2 separate regions of the Mus musculus genome follow, and region 1 is linked to region 2. Evidence: chromatin loops called from intact Hi-C (ENCODE). Cell type or tissue: heart. All regions are shown on one strand.

The links. Hi-C counts contacts between places; a loop is a spot of excess contacts. Peaks named below come from ENCODE experiments on the same cell type or tissue, not always from the same donor. Only the 100,000 strongest peaks of a DNase experiment are listed, where the experiment ranks them.
Region 1: it touches region 2 in a loop (2.1-fold over the local background); 4 of 42 quality-filtered maps call a loop at or near these places.

Annotation. Positions count from the first base shown.
Region 1 is chr2:168,580,411-168,588,410 of GRCm38, forward strand. The region is part of intron 1 of Nfatc2 (nuclear factor of activated T cells, cytoplasmic, calcineurin dependent 2); the gene reads right to left. Among named protein-coding and RNA genes, the nearest start is that of Nfatc2, 6.0 kb to the right of the region's middle. In heart, no CTCF peak of the experiment used is centred here; DNase peaks (open chromatin) are centred at 2,811, 4,221, 4,651, 6,271 and 2 weaker places; H3K4me3 peaks cover 496 bases; H3K27ac peaks cover 6,270 bases.
Region 2 is chr2:168,521,334-168,529,333 of GRCm38, forward strand. Nfatc2 (nuclear factor of activated T cells, cytoplasmic, calcineurin dependent 2) reads right to left here. Exons shown (of 11, transcript NM_001136073.2): 6 at 1,905-2,045. Among named protein-coding and RNA genes, the nearest start is that of Nfatc2, 65 kb to the right of the region's middle. In heart, no CTCF peak of the experiment used is centred here; DNase peaks (open chromatin) are centred at 3,758, 4,278 and 5,648; H3K4me3 peaks cover 1,646 bases; H3K27ac peaks cover 1,698 bases; H3K27me3 peaks cover 584 bases.

The DNA.
Region 1 (8,000 bases), 59 kb after region 2:
AGACATCACTGACGTGGCGTCACACAGTTATAACAGCCACCTCATGCTTTTTGCTCACGCACATGGGCATGCGCATACACATGCGCACACGCCCAAGGCTGTATGACCTGGGGGCTTCTTTCCCTGGTACCCAGCAAATAACTAAACCCTCTGAACTCTCTTGCCCTAGACTGGGCTTGGCTGGCCTTGGATTTCACATAAACAGGGTCACACAGGCAGGGATGCGCTCAGTGTCAATCCTAGGATTCTCCTAGGTGCGGCTTCGTGGGTTTCTTTTTCAGACGTGGGGGAGGGGTGCTGCTTCCTGTGAATGAACCTTCTGTTTCCTTTCCTCGGCCACCCTCCCTCCCTCCACTTTTAAAGACGACCTACGGTTCCTGGAGAACAAGCGTGAGATCTGGAGATCTGGCAGGAGAGCTTCCTTAGCAAAAGGAGAAGGGACGATCTGGTCAGAAGTATTCACCGAAAATAAACGTCAGATAACTCTCCCACAGAAGCAGGACTGGCCACGACACAGCCCACCCAGCCCAGGGCAGCCTGGCGGGAAGAGATGAAGTTAGACACTCCTCTGTAGCCTCCTCTGAGAGCCGAGCCCCTCCGCCCATTCGCACTCCCTCAGAAGCCAGACCCCTACAAGCAAACCTTCCCCTTGGTGACCATGGTGCCATGAAACCCTAAACTAGGGACTCAGACCAAATACCATGTATACCCCTCTCCACCCCCAACCCCCATATAACATGAGTGTCATGTTTCCAGAGGTGGGCACCTTTAATCAGTGCCCCCCCCCCCACACACACACCTGGTCATTAAGACATTCCTCCCAATCCACCCAGCAGAGGTGACATCACCCACCATGGATTTCAAACCTGCAGCCCACCTTCTGAGGATTAGGCAGGCAAACAGCCCCTTCCCTCAGCCTTTAAGACGATAGCTGCAAACCTTTCAGGCTTAAAGGGTTTCCCTCACTGAGCAGCCCCCTTCGGCAGGCACACCCCAGCAGGTCTGTTTTGATAAGGCCTTGACAAATCCCCATGCATTGCAGTCCACTTTCTGGCCTTCTGAAAGCTCGTTCAGGCATAGCTCAATTAAAATTCACAGGGAAGGGCTTGCTAGGAGAAACGTACTTTATTAACTTAAAACAGGCCCTTTTCTAAATCCTTACATTAGAAGGCTGGGCCCCAGTGCCAGCTCAGGAAAAGAGGCTCCCCCCACACTCTGCCTCCAGCTCAGCCTGCTAAAAGGGAGCAAGAGAACACATTAAAGGTCCAGGGCCCAGGGTTTTAGGAGTAAGCGCCAGGGCATGTGGAGACGGCTCAGTTGGTAAAGTGCTTACAGAGCTGAGCCCAGTACCCACATAAAAAAAAGCCAGGCATGGTGACAAAACCCTCTCATAATCCTAGCACTGGGGAAGTGAAGCTGGGCAGAGCCTAGGGGTTTGCTGGACTCTGCTGGAGCTCTCTGCCCTGACTTCCCTCAGTGATGAACTACGATCGGGGCATGCAGGTCTAACAAGTCCCTTCTTTGCCAGGTTGGTTTTGGTCAGTGTTTTATCACAGCAACAAAAAAGTAAACAACACTGGTTGTGGAGGGCCATTCCCATAATCCCAATATTTGGGAGATCAAGACAAGAGGGTCAGAAGTAATCCCCGACAAGTTTGAGGGCCAGCCTGTGCTACACAAGGCCCTATTTCAAACAACGCCAAAACTGTGCTGAGCCCTGGGAACATCGTTTTACCCATTTGAAAGAATTTCCTTTAAAACAAAATGTTTCCATCATTTTCCACTTGTGTGTTTATGTGCATGCATACATGTGCTAGAGCACACGTGGGAGGTCAAAGGACAACCTGCAGCTGACGCTTTCTCCTTCCACCTTCTGGGACCAACTCAGCTTGTCCCTTGTGGTAGCAAGCACCTTTACAAACCGAGCCATTGTGCTGGTACATTTTTAGTTTTTAAATTTCCGTTTATTATCGGCGTGTGCTCTGATGTGCACGTGGTGGTCAGAGGACAACGTGTGGCGGTCAGAGGACAACGTGTGGCGGTCAGTCCTTTCCTTTGCTCACGTGGGTCCTGGGGATGGAACTCAGGTCGCCAGGCTTGTTCAGAGCATGCCTTTCCCCACTACACCATCTCTCTGACTCTGAAGACATTTTTTTAACTCATTACTAAAGCCAGGGGGGGTGAATTATACTCTCTGCTTGAGGGTTTCGATATTTGGGGGGGGGGGGGTGGCCGCCAGAGTCCAAGTCCCCAAGAGCAGCCGTATTGATTTTTCTCACGTGTCCATATATTTGGGGTTTGTTTTTTGGTTTGGTTTGGTTTGGTTTGGTTTTTTTGGTTGGTTGGTTGGTTTTAGTTTTGGTTTTTCAAAACAGGGTTTCTCTGTGCAGCCCTGACTGTCCTGCAACTTGCTTTCTAGACCGAGCTGGCCTAGAGATCCTCCTGTCTCTGCCTCCTGAGGGCTGGGATTAAAGGTGTGTACCACCTCTGCAGATATCCATATCTTTAACACCGGATCTATTAACTACACAATTCCATGAATTACAATGGGATGGAGATGTGCATAAGATGCCCATTCTACCACTGCCCCTTACTGTTGCACTCTGGGGGAAATTTAGTAACAAAAGGTCAGAGGGAAGGTCAAAGGCAGCTCCCCTGTACTCCCGCTAGAGGACCACAAAGCCTGGACCATCCCAGCACAGCCCAGTCTCCAGGCAAGCCTGATGCCCTAACTCAGTTTGGAAACTGTCATCAAAACCTCAGCTCAAAGGGTGCAGCAGCTAGGGAAGTGAGCTGGCCACAGCTCTCTGGGAGCCTGAGGCTACTTCCTGTGCTAGGGAGGGAGGAAGTCGCCCCTGGGGGAAAGCCACAGGGCACCCACCCATCATGGAGCTGAGTTTTCAAGGCTGCTCCTTTCTGGCTCAGCACACACCTGGGAGCTGCCTGCATCACCCAGAAAGCAGCCTCCAGAACTTTCCAGCCAACGAAGGAAGCACTTGCAGCCGCTGGGTTCCGGGCAGAGCAGTACTCCAGGGCTGAGCAGAGCCGACAGGGGTTTTTGAGTTAGAACCAGACAGGCTTCTGTGTTTGCTGACTTGCTCAGGCACCAGGTAGAGCCTGACAGTCAGTAGACACCACACCCCTCAGGGCTCACCTGCTCTTCTGGTTAAAGGCACACCACAGCCTAAGGAAGGGGCTCTTTTCCCCCCAGGAGTCAGGATACTTAGAACAGCCTACCCAGGGCCCACCCATCACCATCCACAGTAACAAAGCTCAGGCCACTGGGGCAGGAATCCCACATCTCACCAAACTCTCACTTATGCCCTAATGGGACTATTGTCTTCACCAGCCACAGCACAGATAAGAAACATGAGCCAAGAACCAAAGTCATGTGGCCTCCAGCAGCCCACTAAGAGACCCTATAGCATCTTTGCATCATCTGACCTGCGAGCGAGCACTGGTCAGCTTGCTGCAGGCCTCAAATTTCTGCTCAGCCCAGGTTCCCAGATAGCCAACAAGTCAAGCCAGGGCCTTTGGGGTTTATATATGGTGTTCTGACTTGCCCAGTGGGAGGGAAGAAGGGCTCGGGTGCCACCGCCACCACCCCCCCCCCAACCAAGAAGCACATGTGACAGAGAAAGAAGCAAAAACAGAGGCTGGGGGATGTGGCTGCTCTCCACAGAGTGCTGGCCTAGCTTGCATGGATACCGGGGGCTTCCATCCCTGGTGCTTCATAAACTGGGTGTAGTGGCCTGTAATCCCAGCACTTGGGAAGTGGAGACAGGAGCATTCAAGGTCACCCTTGGCTACAGAGAAAGTCTGAGGTCAAGAGGAGCTGGTTACATGAGCTGAGAGAGGAAGGGGGGGAGGAAGAAGAGGGGGAGGGGAAAAGGAGGGGGAGGAAGAGAGAAAGAAGAAATGAAAAGCATAAAGTGAAGAAGAGCCAATACCCCCCTTCCATCCTATACTTTTTCTAATTCTATTTTGCTGTAAGTTCAGACATCTGGGCCCTCCCATCCCACCTGGTCACACACAGGAGCTGCCATGCATGGGCGGGCCCGTCGGATGCCTACTGGAGGCTGCAGCTACGGGATGCTCTGGGGACAGGCTGGTCGTGTGCTGTTGGGCTGAATGCACACAGAGCCTCAGATCCCAAGCACCCCTGCTCCAGACAGGCCTTGCATTGCCAATGCATGAGGCTACTTTTCTTGTCCTTAGCTCCCCGCCTTCTGGGCTAAAGAGCCCAGGAGCCAATGGGAGTGCTGCTCTCAGGCTCTGTGTGCTGCTGTTCCCCGTCAGAAATTAATGATAAGGGACAGTGAGCTTTCCAAGCTAGAATGATGGAAGGGGAGTATGGGGGTGGGGGTGGGGTGGGGGTGGGGAACGACACTCCAGCCCCACTTCCTCTGTGGTCAGGGATCTTCTCACCTCCCCTGGGGCACCTGAGGACCGTGTTTGTCCAAAGCAGGTTCATTAAGGCCTGCCCTTAACTCCACACAAAGGGCAGCATCTCTGAAAGTCACGTGTGTCCAGCAAGCCAGCTCACTTAGTATACAGGCCTATTTTTAGCAGCACCAAAAAAAGCCAGTTACTATATCACAGCACCTCATTTGTCCCCATTTGTTGACCAGGCTGTGTCCCATGCCAGTTCCAGGTTATCCAGGCAAAAGCAGGCAGCTGGTCTCATTCATCTCCCCGCCCCTGGGCCTGGCACCAAACCAGCATGCCATGTGTTTGCAGGAAGGATGAGGTTTTCATTGTGCCCGCAGATGGGTTGAGAGCAGGTATCCTCACTCGGATGGATGGGCAGGTGACATCAGGGGCTCCCTCGAGAAATGGTGGGAAGAGCCGGGTGTGGTGGCGCACGCCTTTAATCCCAGCACTCGGGAGGCAGAGGCAGGCGGATTTCTGAGTTCGAGGCCAGCCTGGTCTACAGAGTGAGTTCCAGGACAGCCAGGGCTGCACAGAGAAACCCTGTCTCAAAAAACCAAAAAAAAAAAAAAAGGTGGGAAAAGCCCAAGGCAGTGGGAGTGGGGAGAGGCTGCGCCCTGGGGGCCACAGGTGGATGGTGTATGCTTGTATGAATACTCTGTGCTCATGACATACGTGTGCTCAAACAGCCAGTTCATGCATATGTACGTACGTGTGTGTGTGTGTGTGTGTGTGTGTGTGTGTGTGTGTGTGTGCGCGCGCAGTGATCTGTGATTTTTCATCAGCTTTTCAAACAGTGTGAGCCCAGCAGCGTAAGGACCACAGAAAGAGACTCTGAAAAGCAGCAAGCCATGCTCATAGGGCATTTGTTTGACCTCACAAAGGTCAGACCCACTGAGGTAAACTGGTTGTAAGCACTGCCACCTGTCTGTCCCCAGCACAGCATCCAAGTGAAATGATACTTCTGGAGGTGACCAGAGAATTCCAAGTTGGGAGGAGGAAGAGACCATGGAACCCTGAGCGTGCCCAAAAGAACCTTAACAGAAGGGGCCACCAACAGCAGCACATCGCCCCTCCAGGGTGGGATCAGCAGCCACCAGGACCCTAGTGCCCTAACCCTCCTCTCTACACAGGATAACCGTGGATACCTCAACCACTAGCAGAGAAGCGAGAGTTTGCTCTTGAAACATCTCCAGGCAAACAAACGTGGAAACAGGGTTGGATCATTTCTTAGATACAATTTACCCAAACTGACTCCTGTAGAAACAGCATAAATAGAGGTGGTGAGGTGGCTATGGGGGGAATGGCGGGGGGTGGGGGGTGGGGGTGGGGGAGCTTGCCAACAAACCTGACCGCCTGGGTTCAGTACCCAGCACCCACATGATGGAAGGAGAGATATGACTCCCACAAGTCCCTCGGCATAGAGAGAAGAGAAACCTAAGGCCGCTGCACACATGAGAATGTCACAGATAAGTATCACTCAGGAATACTGCTGGGAAGGCCCTTAGTATACAATCAAACAGCAGCACCACAGGAAAATGCACATAGTGGCCGAGTAGTGTTTATACTGGGAACAGTGGGCTTACCTACAGTATACACTCACATGCTTATGATCAGATGGCCTGTATCAACCAATGTGCAACCGGTCTAAGAATAAGATTATATTTTTGTCATAGGCACTTAAAAGACACTTTTATGCCAACCGGGTCCTGTTTCTAGTAAACTCCCAGGGAAACAGGAATAAATACCTTCAGAGCATAACACATGCATTCATCCTACACCAGCAGCCAAGGTCCTCCTGCCAAGGTCAAACCCAAGGTCGTTCTTACGGAGGACCAGAGCCCAGTGCTCGGCATCTACACTGGGTGGCTCACAGCCAACTCCACCTCTAGCTCCAGAGGCCCCGATGCCCTCTTCTGACCTCTGCAGACACCCGCATGCTCACGGCGCACATGCCCATACACGGTTACATACACAAACACACAGTTAAAAATAAAATATTATTCTGGGGGGCGGGGAGGAGGTATGGGATATGGAGTAGTCGGAGGGTGAATCCGGAGAAGGGGAATAAAATATGGAGTGTAAAAAATAAATTAATTTAAAAAAATATTATTCTAAAAAAAAGGCGAAGATGGCTACCATGTTCATTTTTATGTAATCTTCTACTTGAGGTACCAGCCAGTGCACCCGAAAAAGACAAGTCAAGAGAGGCCTGAGAGCCGGGCGTGGTGGCGCACGCCTTTAATCCCAGCACTTGGGAGGCAGAGGCAGGCGAATTTCTGAGTTCGAGGCCAGCCTGGTCTACAAAGTGAGTTCCAGGACAGCCAGAGCTACTCAGAGAAACCCTGTCTCGAAAAACAAAAACAAACAAACAAAAAAAAGAAAAACCAAAAGAGAGGCCTGAGAAGGGGCGAGACAGTTCAGCGTGTGCAGAGCTGGGTCTTTTCGTCCTGGTATCCTCAGGCTCGGACATGGTAGGTGATTAGGAAATCGGCTGGATGAGTGCCTGGTTCACGCTGGCTGTGAAAGCACGGGTTTAATAAATGCTAGGCAAAGCCCACAGGGGTTGAGTTCAGTGGCTTAACTCACTCCAGCCATTTACATGTCAAATGACTTGCCCTAGCCCACCACCCCTGTCTTCAGTTCCATGCTTGCCATAGCCCCATGGACCAAGTGTCTCCCATCCTATCCAGGGGAGGAGCCAGAGGCCTCCCATAGTGGTTCAAAGCCTGGGCTCTGACTTCAGCTCTGCCTTTTATAAAAACTTTAAACACACACACACACATGAGAGAGAGAGAGAGAGAGAGAGAGCGCATGTGCCTTTAAGTTCTCCTCTGTAAACCAGGAGTCAAATGCAGAAGCTGCCTGCAGGCGTGAGAGGTGTACCCACGGCTGCTGGTCAGGCCTCCCCAAACTTCCCTTTGTGCCTTTACTACTTTTCATATAGCATCTGTCTCACTGTTGACCCTTTTTCTGCTGTGGATTTGTGCCAGGCTCCTGCCCAGCTAATTTAAGGCTCATCACCAGGATGCTATCATCCCAGACGAAGGCCTAGTACCAAGATAAAGATCAGATCCGCTCTCGGGGAGTCCTGCCATGAAGACACAGAGAAGGGTGACCTCCAGAGCTGAAGCACGTCACATCTGCCTCCCAGGGCTCTGAAGTCCCTTCTGAGCAGCTTGACAACACCCACGCTTCCCCAACAGATTCCCAGAGCGTCACTAGCCGCACCTGAGCAAGGGTCTCACCTGGTGACTTTCCTAAGAACACAACTTGGAAGAGGGTTGCCAGGGAGAAGAAACTCACGTCCCCTGAGGGAAAGGTCAGGTCAACAGCTGTGAATCAGGCTGACAGCAGGACAGGAGAAGGGAATGGCCCCACATGCTGTGATCTTCCGAACATCTCTAGCCCTAATCTAACCATGAGGAACACATCACAGAAATAAAATAAAGCAGGGGTGGCACAGGCCTGTGACCCCAACTCTGAGGATGCAGTGGCAGGAAGCTGTCTAGTTCCAGGCCAGCCTGAGCTATGTGATACCCTGTCACAGAAATAAATTAAATAGGCTA
Region 2 (8,000 bases):
CTGCACAGTAACCAACAGCACTCGCTCATTCAACAAGCAGTTCATCAAAGCTACTGACCAAGATACCCAGAGCTGGCTAGCAGCCCCCAGCAGGAGGGCCTCAGTAGGTTCCGCCCTCCCATCTTTCTTAGACATTCCTTCCTGTCAATACCCTGTCACCTTGGCCATGAGTGACAAACGTGTTTATCTCATTAGTTTGATGCTTTAAAGTCATGTCTGTCTGGACATGCCTGAGGACAGTGTCCTCGTCCTGGAGAAGGCACTGTACCCTGTACATCCACACTCCGTGTTAATCACAGGCTCAAGCATCCGCCAAGGAGGTGCCCATCTCTTCACCATGTGGTGATGGTTAATAGTATCAACTTGACGAGATCTAGAATCAACTAAGAGACGAGTCTCTGGGTGTGCCCGTGAGAAGTGATCTAGACGAGGTTGGCTGAGGTAGGAAGACTCACCCTAACTGCCTGACCAAATTTTTAAAAAAACAGAGCTGAACGCTAGCCTTCTGGGCTCTCTGCCTCTTGATTTCAGATGCAGTGTGGCCTGCTGCCTTGTGACAGGCTGGAGACCCTTGAATCGGGAGCCAAAGTGAGGCCTTCCTCGGTTGTTTCTGTTAAGATATCCATCACGGCAGTGGGAAATGGGACTAACATGCATGCCCAGACCAAACAGAAATGTGTCTCTAGCTGGATGACACAGTCTCAACAGAAACGAACCAGCTTAATAACGTTAGCACTGCAGCGCCCTACAGTGGGATGCACCACAACCGCTGACAGCCAGGTTCTGGGGAACCATGAAGCATCCACACAAACGTTTGTGCAGTGAGAAAGTGCAGTTGAACACGCAGACACAAAAATGTCTCCTTGTAAGCAGAGAGATTTATCCGACAGAGTCCGGCGGGTAGTGGCTCAGCCCCTGCCTCCTGCCTGTTCCCTGCTCAGCACAAGTTCTCCAGGCAGAAGAGTCAGGGATGCGGGAACATGTTCCCCTCACAGAAGGCCCACCCACCACTCTTAGGCAGCAATGGTGTCAACTGTGTCTCAGAAAGAACATGACCATAAGCCCCTCCCATGTGGGGACAGACTATGTTGTCAATTTTACTTTCAGTTCCTGCCCCAGTGTGTCTCCTGTGCCTACTGTCACCCCACCCCAGTGTGTCTCCTGTGCCCACTGTCACCCCATCCCCGGGGACACAGATCCCTCGGATGCCCACACCCATAGCTCAGACCTCAGGCTTCTCACAGAATGTGTTCTGCAGTCTCCCTGCTGCTGTGACAGCAATGGGACTTCCCAGCACCTGCCTGCTGCTCTCCCTGTCCCCACTGGAGGCCATACTGTGAGTCATCTAGCTACAAGATTCTAATAGAGACCTCTGCACTTAGCTAGATTCTCTCTGCTGCCCGCTCCTAGATATCTTGCCTCTGAAAGATGAGATCCTGGCTTATCTAAGGATGTCCACAGCTCATCAGACCCGACACTCACGTTTCTAAAAGGGGACCCACAGCCCAGCTTAGCCTCTTCCCACTTCTTTTCCTATGCAGCAAGCCTCAGTGACAAAGTATCCACTTCAGAATATTCTTGACACCGGAGTGCCTGCCTCTGAGCTGCAAAACACCCAGTTTCTCCTTTTAATAATAGGAAAAGTTTTTTTTTTTAAATGTTTTCCTGCGTGAAGAAAAACAAATTATCAAGACAAGGTTGATGAAGGAGGACAAGCTTCGTCTCCATGGAAACGTCCAAGGACCAATCTGAGTATGTCACCCTCATCAACAGTGATCTACGTGGCTGCGGGTCACCGTGGGGTGAGCCAGAAGAGCGGGAAGTTACCCAGTAGGCTGGAGTGTGGTGCGGTGTTCACTTCTGTCTAGCTCAGAGAACGGAGAGAAAGTGAGGAAGCCACTGACCTGTAGTCTTCTCCATGAACACAACCTTGGACTCCGCTGTGAAGTTCTGGCCCGTGAGGATCATCTGCTGGCCCCCGTAGACCAGGCAGCTGTCCATGTCTTGTCTCTCCACCATGGGCAGCTCGTGGGCAGAGCGCTGAGCTGAAGGCAAAAGGAAGAGAGACAGCATGAACCAGAGAAACCCAGAGCTGCAGCAGAGAGGTAGGAATGGAGACCCAAGTGGGCATCTCCAAACATCACATCCTTGGAAAAGCCAGTTTGCTTTGGTGGCTATCAGATACCATCACACCCGGAGGAAGTTAAAATCCAGAAATCTGAGTTTGCTACAGATTTTCCTGTGTGCTTCTCACTCTCAACCCTTGTTAGGCTTGCATTGTCTACATTTTGAATTTTGGAAGTTGAAGTTTTTCTTATGTTACTTAATGCTAGTATCTTTTAGGCTAAAACTATTTTCTATTTAAGAAGAGACTAATTTCCAGTTTCTCTTTGGAAACATCGTCCCTATAAGCAACGGTTTTTTTCATCTTTTTCCCCAGTGCCATTTTAGAAGCTGGCCAAGAGGAAAGAGAATGTAGAATAAAAGGATTTTCCTCGGGTGGTATAAAGAAGCCAGGTTCAAGAGCGTTGGGGTTTTTGTTTTTTTCAAGACTTGTTTTTCCTTGGTGACCAGGACCAGTGCTTGTTCTGTGGAGCTGAGGGCGTAGTCCTGTAAGCAAAGGTCTTGCTGGAGACTTGATGCTGATTTGTACATATGGAAGTTTCTCTGCAGGAAATTAAGAGTTAATAAACTTCATTAATAAATCATTTGTCAGGAAAAAAAAAAGAATCCAGGAGGAGCAGAAACAGGACGGACTGGGTCTTCATTCTCCTTTGTGCAGGGACGAGTTGACCCCCTCATGAAGGTCTCCACTGTCACATTGCTTCTTCTTACACTCTTCAACCCAGACTCTCACAGCCCCACGTGAGCTAAGGGCACACCTAGCACAAGTCTGTGGGTGATTCTGACCATAAGCTGTATACTCCCCACGACTTCATTCTCACTATGTTCCTGCTAATTTCTAGAACGTCTAAATATTCTCTCTCTCCCTGTCTTCTCCTCTCAGATAGATAGATAGATAGATAGATAGATAGATAGATAGATAGATAGTGTGTGTGTGTACCCATTGTATATCTGCCTGAGGGTGGAACCTAGGTCCTCAGGCAGGCTGGGTAAGCACTGTACCCCCAAGCACTAGGCCTTGCTACCTCTTAGGCAAACTACTACCTTTGAGCTTCTGAGTAACCCTAGGCTCTGCCCTCCACCCTATGTGAGTGGCCCCTCCCTCACCACCCAAGGTCCTATTTAACCTGGCCTCCTTTGGGAGGTTCCCTGGGTGCCCCCACCCCACTTTCTCCCATCTTCCCTCCTGCTTAGCCCTTCTCTGGAGAAAGGCTCACTTTGAGACAAGCTAGGCAGACGAGCTATCCTCAACCCCAGGAGAGAGGTCCTAGAAGTGGCCGAGTGTGGCAAGACTGGGCTTTCTTATCTCTGCTGTCTTTATCCACAATGAATGAAAGCTGGGCGGGACTCAATACTTTCAAGAACAGCCGATCTACAGGTCCCCGACTTGTTGAAATGGGAACCCTCGGAAGCAGGCCCCAGCACCCAGAGTCACCCCCTCAGCCCTATGTGGAAGTCAGGCGGCAGAAGACAACGAATAGAAGCAGGTGGGTCAACAGCCACAGAGGAAGGCTAGCGGCAGCCAGGCCCCTCCCACTCCCCTTAGGCTCCTCCCTCCCTCCTCAGCCCCGCCTTCCTGGTGAGTCAGCTTGAGCTCCTGGCTCTTCTAAGAGCTGAGGGCTGGGCAGAGGGCCAGGTCTTTCCATGCCAGGGCCCCTGGACCTCCCCATCCGGGAGCTGGGAGCCAGCCGGGAGCCTGAGCAGCGCAGCGGCCGCGTGAGGCCCAAACTTAACCCTTTCCTTCCATGTCGGACAGACATCACCCTCTTCCTCTGTCCCCAGGGCTGGTCAGCAGGTGCACTTAGGGACTCCTTAGGCTTCCACAGTGGGTTGCCCAGCCCCACGGTCCTGATGTTGTCTGCTCAGAGCCAACAGCACATCCCACCACCTGTGGGCTCCAGGATGCGCAGAGGGGCCAGGGATAAAACTGCTAATTCCTCCCACATGAGCACATCATTAAGCCTGTCTTTTCAGCGTGGGAGCCCCTTGGCTTTCTAATTGAACCACTGCTAAGGCAATTTTACTAGCAGTGAAAACAGCAGCTACAGACCCGGCTTTTCAGAATCGCCTTTGATGAAGCCGGGGTGGAGGGCTAGGGGCTGCTGGCGCTGGAGATGCCACCCCTCCCATTTTACAGGTGGAAAACCTGAGTCATGGCTACTGGGGAGACCAGCCAAGGGCTTGTAGCCAGCCGGGGGTGGGGGTGGGGCGGCAGGGCGGGGCCAGGCCCGGCTAGCTCTCTGAGGGGTGGGAGCCTGCTGTGAATCACAAAGCACTGCGCAAATGCACCGAATGCATGGATCTGGGGCAGCCTCCTCTCCCAGCAACCTGGGTACAACTGCCTGTTACCTTTCTTCCCCAAAGGGGATGGAGTCTTTAATAAAAGTGTAAGGAGAGCAAGCCAGCTTCCTAGAAGCCTCTGTGTCACACACGAGGTGTGGCCAAGCCTTCTGAATGGGATCTCACCAGTGTCTGGCTCCTCCCCAGCCCCAGCCCGACACCCCATTGGACTTCTAAGATGTAGACTCTCAGCCTCCATCCATGTCTCCTGCCTCAGGGCTGAACCGTTCTTTACTTTGGGGTCATGTCACGTGCTACTTTAGTATTCCAGGGCACCCCAAATCTCTCCTGTCTTCCCACTGGATGCCAGCAGTACTCTGCCTACCAGCTGCGACGTCTCAAAATGCACACAGACAGGGCTGCAGTCTCCTGGAGAAGGAGGAACACAAGGTCACTCCTAGCTAAGAGTAACAGTTGTAGAGATTTTGACTTAAAGGATCTGACGGTAGGACCCCAGCTGCCATTATTTAGTAAACAATCCTAATGGTCCCGGATGGCCACAGTCAGCATAATATTTGGCATCATTGCTGTGGTGGACAGGAGTCCTGCATCTGAGAGTCTCCTCTGTGCCATGGTAACAGTGCCTGCTACCCAGGTAAGCTTTATACAGACCATATGTTCACAGTAGACATGGTTAGAACACAGCTGGCAAACTACCTCATCTCAATCAAAATGTCCAGGGCGGATACATGAGTGTACAAAGGGTGGTATGTCCATTCGGAATATTATTGAGCCAGGAAAAAGGAGCAAAGTGCTGACACCTTGACAATCTCATTCTATATAAAAGGAATCAGGCACAAAAAGGCAAATTTAGTGTGCTCGAAAACGTGTAGCCTGTGGCAGTAAATGATAACCTCTCAGTGAGCTGTAGTGTGCACTACCGTCCACTATTTGGCACAGTGAGTCCCTGTAGGGGGTGGGAAACAATGCCCAATGCATGCTCAGCATGCAGGAATGTTCAGGGCTGAGCTCAACACAGGCTCAGGGTGCCGCTTCCTATTACACCAATGTGGCCTGCCTGGTCTACCAACGGCCTCTGAGGTTTGTCAGTGGCTCCCGAGCCAGAAGGCAGGTTTGCTGCGTCTCAGAATCTGCAGTGGCATCAGGCTGAGGCACTGCTTAGTAATAGTCCAGAGAAACCCGGCCACTCCCTGGGGCCCCTGTATCTGCGTGCTGTAGGCAGAGGCCAGAGGTGGACACTCTACCCTTCCTCCCGTGTGGCTTATCACACACGGTTCAGGGCTCAGTTCCACATGGCAGAGGCCACCTGAGGCAGGGAAAAATCCTCCTAGACAGCACCCCAGTCCTTGGAGAACCCCTTAGCGAAGCAAAGCGATCCAATTAGCCTCGGAGAGAGGAACTGAACAGAGGTGAGTGGCAGCTAGAGCAACCCCCCCCGCCCGCATCCCCCCCTCCCGGGACCCACAGTTCTGCCTGATGCAACTTCTACCAGCTGCTACTGCTAATTGGGGCAGCATGTAGGCCCTCAGAGGGCTCTCAGGAAGTCCCTGGCTTTCCTGGGCTTTCTCCCACAGCTCCCATAAGTCCCCAAAGCTCCCATCAGCTACTCAAAGATTCCAGGCCGTCCAAACCTTCCTATCTACAGTTCTCCAAGCAAACCCTGCCTGGGTTCAAATCCATCCTTTGGAGTGGGCTCCAGCTTGGCGACACACCAGACCCAGGCTCCGACTTAAGCTTCCAGGTGGCCCCAAGCCTCTCGATGCTGCTCCTGCCCGGTTTCTGGCACCTCATAAATTGTCTCAGGGTCCCATAGTTTTACAAGCTCTGAGTCCGCCGGGAGTGGCGACTCACTTTTCCCAGTGCCAGCGCTGACCTGCAGCCAAGCAGCAAGCACCTCAGAGACTTTGAGGGAAACCTCACGGGTCCTTGCCCACGCCTACAGGGCTGAGTGGCCAAGACTATACTCTGCCTGGGAGCCTCTGGAGGGACACAGGGGAGGCTGGCTGGAAGGTGTCTCTGCAGAGCCAGGGTTCTGTCAGTGTGGGACAATTACTACCACAGGGGGACCTTGGGTCCTGGCAGGTCATGAGTGTGTGTGTTATTGTGTGATGCACCGAGCACTAAGGGGCCAAGGCCCTATGTCAGCATCATGAGGATGATGCAGTATGCTGACCCAACTCCAAGTCTAGCTCCTGGGTATCCAGCACTGGGTCTCAGCCAATGGTCCTACACATGTTAGCTGCATTTACTTTTATTGCTAAATGTCATGAGCCCAAAGAACAGGAATTACTCCCGCTCCAGAGTCGAGGACGTTGCATCAAGGGACACACTTGAAAGCTCGTGGGCAACGGGGCAGATGAAAAGGATATGGACCCAGAGTCAAGGACTCAGCCACCGGGATAAGGGTCCTGTGGGAAGCTGTTACCCATCACAGGTCAGAGGTGCTTTCTGTCTCCTTAGTGGTGATCACTGGCCTCCTCTGACTACAGGACCCCAGGGTCCTGACTTGGAATGGCAGTCTGTCACAGAAGATCCAAGCTGGGCCTAAAGGAGCTATCCAGCCCCAGGTTCGCTGTGACCACTCACTGGAGGTTCTCCTATAGTGGGGACTGTCCATGTGCCCACTAGGGAGTCGATGTCACCACATGGTCTTGGAGGCTTCAGCTTCCTATCCCTGGCATCTCGTCCACGCGGCACCAGGTCCAGACTATACTCTTTTTTCTTTCTCTTTCTCTTTCTCTTTCTCTTTCTCTTTCTTTTTCTTTTTCTCTTTCTCTTTCTTTCCTGGCCTGGCCTTCCTTGATTTTCTCCCTCCAATGCCCTGGGCATTCTCAACCATCTTTATTTAACAAGACTCTCCCTAGAGGCCGCATGAACCTCACCGACGGGTTCCATGATCAGCGAAGGGTCCAGGTTGCCGAGACAGAGAGAGCTGAGCCTTTGGCCCCTTCCTTATGTAAGCCAGGGCTGCACTAAGCAGCCAGTCTTTCCGAACCCCAGCCTTGGAGGGGGTGGACTCTGAGGATCAGGCCTGCCTGAGTCACTGGTGCATGTCAGTGCTCAGCAAATATATCCCAATATTTCTGGATGAGAAGGCAAGGGACCCACAGGGTGATGAGGCCAGTGAGGGGCTGGTACGTGCAAGCCCATGGACATACTGTGTGCGCTCCATCAAGGGCAGTTCTGCCTGCCTCTTCCCAGGTGGCTGGATGGGGAAAGGGCCAGCTAGGGGGGAGGGGAACGTCCACCAGCAGGAAGCTACCTGGGTAGCTTCAGAGCAGTTCTCTTGGCAACTTTTGCCAGTCTGCGCTCTCCTCCCCTGACTTACGGTAGCCTGGCTCCTCCTGAGTGGTAGGGTGTGTGGGCCATTGTGCTCCCCTGGGGCACCTCGTGTTTGCTTAAGGCCCACACGCACCTGCAGCTTCCCAGGCTATAGGCTCCCTGTGATGTGCTAACAGCCAGGGGCAGGGCAAGTCCGCTCTGTAGTGCTACAGGGACTGTCACAGGTGACCTGTCCACCCTGCACCATCATAGTGGGAGAGAGGGCTACAGCTGTGACCACAGTCATGCTATTA